2 separate regions of the Homo sapiens genome follow, and region 1 is linked to region 2. The links are chromatin loops, found by intact Hi-C in ENCODE. Cell type or tissue: IMR-90. All regions are shown on one strand. Each heading gives the region's core, and the rest is flanking DNA. Links, peaks and the distances in the headings are about the cores only. Region 1 has its middle 49 kb from the start of FAM180A. Region 2 overlaps LOC107984123 (a long non-coding RNA gene).

Region 1 (2,917 bases), core at 326-2,825, 520 kb after region 2:
TTAGGTGCAGCACTATTTTCCCCTACGAACAGCCAGCCCTATCCATTCTTAGACTTTATTATTAAAACTTAACTGTCTGTACACAATGTCACATATGTGAATGAGAAGCCAACTATGTGGATATCCTCAATGTTTTGTAATCCAAATATTTGGCTCTGAGAGAACCCTGGCATCTGTGTTCATTAAACATGCAGACACCCAAACATTTGAATGAAGAATGAAAATTCAGCAAATACAGGGGAAAATGGCATTTATAAAGAGAACAGTTGAATGGCTGACTAGTGTACAGGCTGTTTCAGACTGGCGCAGACAGAATCTCAGCAGAGACTTCAATTAAAGACTAATCCAAGTCAGATGAAGTGAAAATAAGGGGCAGTCTAACACTCTTCTCTCTGGCTCACTTCTTTGCTTGCTTTTTTCCAACTTCTGGACTCAGAGGCATGTGTCAACTTGCAGGGCCTCAGTAATCTGCTTTCTCAGCTTTGGACTGTTTTAGAAGGCAAAACAACCCCCTTGTTCCAACATACCACAGCTACTTAGATGTGGAAATTTAACCTTCTTAAGATCAAAATCCCCTTAAACACCTTGTCTATTACTATATTGGAAAGAGTATGACCTAAGAGTTAGATTGCTCTAAGCAGGCTAGCTAAAAAGATCTCATCCATATTGTACCTATTCTAAAAAAGACGAGACCTTGAATAATTCCCAGGAATAAGTGCATTTGGTCTGAAGTAGATACACCAGGAACTCCTGAACAAGGGAGGACTGTTTTGTAATTTTCAGAGTCATCACTGCCTTCACGAGGCATTAGAAAGAGAAAGGACTCTGGCATTGGACGGGCCTGGACCCAAATCTTAGGTCTTCCCAGTGATGGGACTTTTCTCTCTGGGCCTGTTTTGCTTTGTTTTGCTTTTATTTGTTTATGTACTAGTTGCCCTTCTGGTTGTTGTGAGGATTAAATGAGATAAGGTATATGGTTAGTTCTTTTCTGTGTCAAGCATATTCTCTTCCTATGTACCAACCCCTCATCCCTACCCTGTGCAACATTCATTCTTCACGCCAGTTGTATTTTTCTTGTCCACAGTTTAGAAAGTAACAGATGGAAGACACAGCACAGCAGAATGGCAGATTCATGTTCATATAACATTATATGAAAAACTCACACGTTTTCTATTGAGGTAGGCCATGGGCTTTGATTCTTTCTGCCCATTCTCTTCCTTTTCATTCCACTGCTAGATAAATTAGGTCACCCAGAAAGCACACTGTTCACCTAAAACATCAACACACCCTATTTCCTTTGAACATCAGAATCAAAGAAAAGCAAACAAGCATACCAAAGAAACCCATCGTGGGGACTGGGAAGATCTTGGCTGCCTCTGAAAGGCTTGGATCCAAGCCCTTCATTCCACTTTCAGTAGGTTAGGGGAGCTTTCAAGGACAAGTTCCACCCTCAGTCTCCTACAGGACAGTGCCACCTGCCTTCAAAACCCTGCAGTTTTCTTCCTTCCTTCCTTCCTTCCTTCCTTCCTTCCTTCCTTCCTTCCTTCCTTCCTTCCTTTCTTTCTTTCTTTCTTTCTTTCTTTCTTTCTTTCTTTCTTTCTTTCTTTCTTTCTTTCTTTCTTTCTTTCTTTCTTTCTTTCTTTCTTTGGCAGAATCTCACTCTGTTGCCCAGACTGGAGTGCAGTGGTGTAATCTAAACTCACTGCAAGCTCCACCTACTGGGTTCAAATGAGTCTTTGGCCTCAGCCTCCCGAGCAGCTGGGACCACAGGCATGCACCACCACACCCGGCTAATTTTTGTATTTTTAGTAGAGATGGAGTTTTGCCATGTTGTCCAGGCTGGTCTAGAACTCCTGACCTCAGGTGATCCGCCTACCTCAGCCTCCCAAAGTGCTGGGATTACAGGTGTGAACCACCACGCCTGGCCAGAACCCTTCAGTTTTCTTTAACACTTCGGAAGTTGATGATCACCATCCATCTCAGCTGCTGGGGACTCCCCAGCTTCTTCCACAAACATTTGGCATGTGCCAACCATGTGCTCTCCTTGCAGTCAGGCACCTCTCTGGTGTGGTGTTTCCAGGTTAGTGGATCCAATGCTATTAAGTTGGTGCAAGAGTAATTGGTTTGTTCTACAAATACTTTTAATGGCAAAAACCACAATTACTTTTAGCACCAAACTAATAGTTATACCACAATGATTTTGTTAGCCTTAGGCAGAGGGGTGTCTTAAATTACTTGCATTTAGACGTTGCCAAAATAGTAAAATTATTTTAATAGCCTAAGAATAAGTTCAGGGTCCTTGAGCCTCCACAATGTAAATAAAAGGTTTTTTTCTGATCGCTTGTAAGTGGCAAAATAAATAGTCCTCTGGCACTCTTCAGTATTTAGAAGCTGTTTGACTGGAGGCAAACATACACAGACTGGTTTGCTCTTCGGATAGGGAAAGTCTTTCTCTCTTCCTCACCCCATGTTTCTCCCTTGCCTCTTCCACATGTTCAGAAGCATGGGAGAGCAACCTGCCCTTCCCTCTCTTAGCTTCTCTGCAGGATGGCGGAGTGGCTTGTCTAGTTGGTGAAATGGGAGAGGGGCTCTGAGCACGTGCAGGGCAGCACCTTCTCGGCTAAGCACAAATGCTAAGTCAACACGATTTGCTCTATACAGCATTTTCCAAATTCGCCTGTGCTGGAATTTATGTTTTCTCTGCTCATTGTCTGAATTTTACATAAGCCAGCTATCAGCAGGGACCTACCAAGGTCACAGTAAATAGCTAAACTTGGCTTGAACCTACAGTTTCTTCCCACTCTGGGGATAGAGAGGGGCTGATGTAGTCAGGGTCACTGCAGCCTCCAGGACCCCAAGTCTTTGCAGGTAGTCTCTGTCCCACATCACAGCCACCCAGATGTGACCACAGCTGCTT
Region 2 (2,917 bases), core at 265-2,764:
GTTTCATATTTCTCATCCTCTATTTCACATTTCCCATCTTTTTATCTCTCAGTGCTGCATTCTGGATTATTTCCTTAGATAATCTTTCAATTCATGAATATCTCTTTAGCTGTGTCTAAATGCTGTTTAACTCATTAAATGCATTTTTTAATTGCAGTGACTTTATTTGTTTTTATTACTAAACTTCTATTTGGTTCTATGTTCAAATTTCCTTGTTCTTGTTTCATTTTATCTTCTAGATTATGGTTTCTATTGCTTCTTGAGTCTCTTTAATTATTTTAAACATATTGATTTACTATTATCTTTTAAATTGTTCTATTAGCTCTGGATTCTACTGATTCTCTCTCATAATACATTATTACCTGGTGTGAAATGACAAAATTTATGTCTGTGAACTCTTCTTCAGGGGCATTCTTTTTCTTCCCTGTGTCTTACGTGCTTTAGAATGTGGAAATATCCCTAAAGAATAATTGTACATTTTCTTCTGTGAGAACCACAGGTATTTTATTGGCAGGACCAGTTTTAGCTTTAATTTCTGAGCTTGCAAATCTTTCCACCACACCCATATGTGTTCACGTGTTGTAGAGTTGGAGTCCTTATTTTTCATGCAACTCCATATTCTAACACTTCCCACAGACCTCTAGGAAGAATAAAAGTTTCCTTGTTTATTCCCTGGAATGGTAGCGTTATTATTTCCCACGCTCACTGAAGTGGGTGCTCTTCCAGATCCCAGTTGATCATTACAACCCAAGCTCCTAGCCTTCGGTCCTATATCTGGGTCTGATTCTTTACCTAACCATCATAAGCCACATGATCCTGGCTATAATTCCCATCTTTGTTTCTAGAAAGTAAGGTTTTCCTCCTTGGTTTTGAACTTGATTCTGGATTTAATAACCGTTCATCCAGCATTTTCAGGTGTTGGTAATGTTTGTGGGTTCTATGTTAGCTCAAACTACCATGATACTGGAGGATGACGTTTAAATTGGTCTAAGGTGTTGAAAACTGAATTTGCCGTTTCTTCCCACGGTTTTCTACTTTTTCTGCAACCACCATTCCCGCAAAACAGAATCATCTTTCACTTTTCCCTCTCCACTACTTCTTGCATCCCAATGAGTAATGATAATCCTGTTGGTTCCATATTGCTGTCACTTTCATCTGTGGCTAGTATTGTGCTGTATAATTGGTCGGCTGACCGTCAGTGGTTTCAAACCTTGAGATGTGTGTGGATCAGTATAACTTAGTGAAACATGAGGAATCTATCTTCCCTTCCAATAGGCTGACTCGGTGAATAAAACCAATCAATCATCAATTAATAAGATGAAGTTGCAATTAGCAAGAACTTTCTCGTGTTTACAGCACTGGTGAAAAACATTGGCCCAGCAGAGGGAGCTAAAATACCACAGCTAAGACCCCAGGTTTGTGACACACTGTGTTGGACACTTGGGGGCAGTGTGGGTGAAGATGGCTCCCTTAGACCTGGGCCCTCTGTTTCAGAGCAACGATTGGCAAACTTTTTCCGTAAAAGGCCAGATAGTAAATATTTTAGAATTTGTAGGCCACATGTAGTTTCTGATGCACGATCTTTTTGTAAAACAACCTTTAAAAGCATTCTTAGTTCATGGGCCATTAAAGGAAAAGAGGTCACAGGCTGGATTTGGTCCAAGAGCCATATTTTGCAAACTGCTTTAGAGGATTCTACATATCACAAGCACAAAAGTAAACAGCAAATGTATTAAAGAAAATAAGAATGCCTCTGTCACTTGGAATCTAGTCCTCAGTGCTGGCAGGGCATGACCCAAATCCCTAAACATCCACTCTCACTACTGATACTGTTCAGGCCCCCAGGAACATTCCTTTCCATAACTGTTGTCCACCGTCCTCAAAACACAAGGCAACTGCTTCTAAATGCACTGAAGTTTTCTGTTTTTGCATTTTTAGACAGAGTCTTGCTCTGTTGCCCAGGCTGGACGGCAATGGCACAATCTCGTCTCACTGCAACCTTTGCCTCTCAGGTTCCAGAGATTCTCGTGTCTCAGCCTCCCGAGTAGCTGGGACTACAGGCGTGCACCATCACACCCGGCTAATTTTTGTATTTTTCATATAGATGGGGTTTCATCATGTTGGCCAGACTGATCTCAAACTGCTGACCTCAGGTGATCTGCCCGCCTCAGCCTCCCAAAGTGCTGGAATTATAGGCATGAGCCAACACACCCAGCCATACTGAAGTTTTTTCAGTTGTTCCATTGCAGTGATAGAGGCAGACATTGCATTAAAATACAGGAAGGATTTGAGCAGCAGAAGGGCTTAACTAGGAGTAAAGACGAATTAACTTGTCAGATCTTATTTCTTGGGAAGTAGGAAGGCAACAGATTCTTACATAAGGAATCGTAGTTCTCAGCGGGGCTGAGTGTAGGGAAACCCTGCCCTGGAATCTAGCAGAGCAGATGCCCAGTTTTAATTTGGATTTACCAAAGCCAAGTATAGGCTCCCCGGGGGACAGCAAAAAGCAACAAAAACAGGAAACCCCACAAACCCACAAACTGCATGTGTGCTGTGATTCATTCTATTGATGATACGATATGAATAGACTTCGCTGAAGAACTTCTTGATTTGGAAAAGGTAGTGCAGCACATACCGCTCTGAGATTGGACAACCGACCTGGCAAAACTCCAGGCCCCACCAGCTTGACGGGTGAAGGCCTTAGGTATATCTTGGTCTAGAGCTACATGGAACAGTTCTTTAAAGCTTGAAATGCCTTGTTAACTCTGGGTCCACCCTGAGATAAAAAGGAAGGACAGGAATTTGATGAGGCAATTGAGTCTACTTACATCTGGCTGTACTTTTGGACTATATGTCAGAGTACAGGCACATGCAAAAAGGCTGTCGTTGAAAGTAGAGAAGAGTAACAGAAGGTTCT

What was found. A loop is a pair of places that touch in the nucleus more often than their neighbours do. Peaks named below come from ENCODE experiments on the same cell type or tissue, not always from the same donor. Only the 100,000 strongest peaks of a DNase experiment are listed, where the experiment ranks them.
Region 1: it touches region 2 in a loop (6-fold over the local background); 10 of 110 quality-filtered maps call a loop at or near these places.

Annotation. Positions count from the first base shown.
Region 1 is chr7:135,795,926-135,798,842 of GRCh38, forward strand. No RefSeq gene overlaps it. Among named protein-coding and RNA genes, the nearest start is that of FAM180A, 49 kb to the left of the region's middle. In IMR-90, for the core only: a CTCF peak has its summit at 1,454; no DNase peak of the experiment used is centred there; H3K27ac peaks cover 171 bases.
Region 2 is chr7:135,280,254-135,283,170 of GRCh38, forward strand. The region is part of intron 3 of LOC107984123 (a long non-coding RNA gene); the gene reads right to left. It also overlaps the pseudogene SLC23A4P. Among named protein-coding and RNA genes, the nearest start is that of STRA8, 48 kb to the left of the region's middle. In IMR-90, for the core only: a CTCF peak has its summit at 1,414 (motif pointing right); a DNase peak (open chromatin) is centred at 1,418.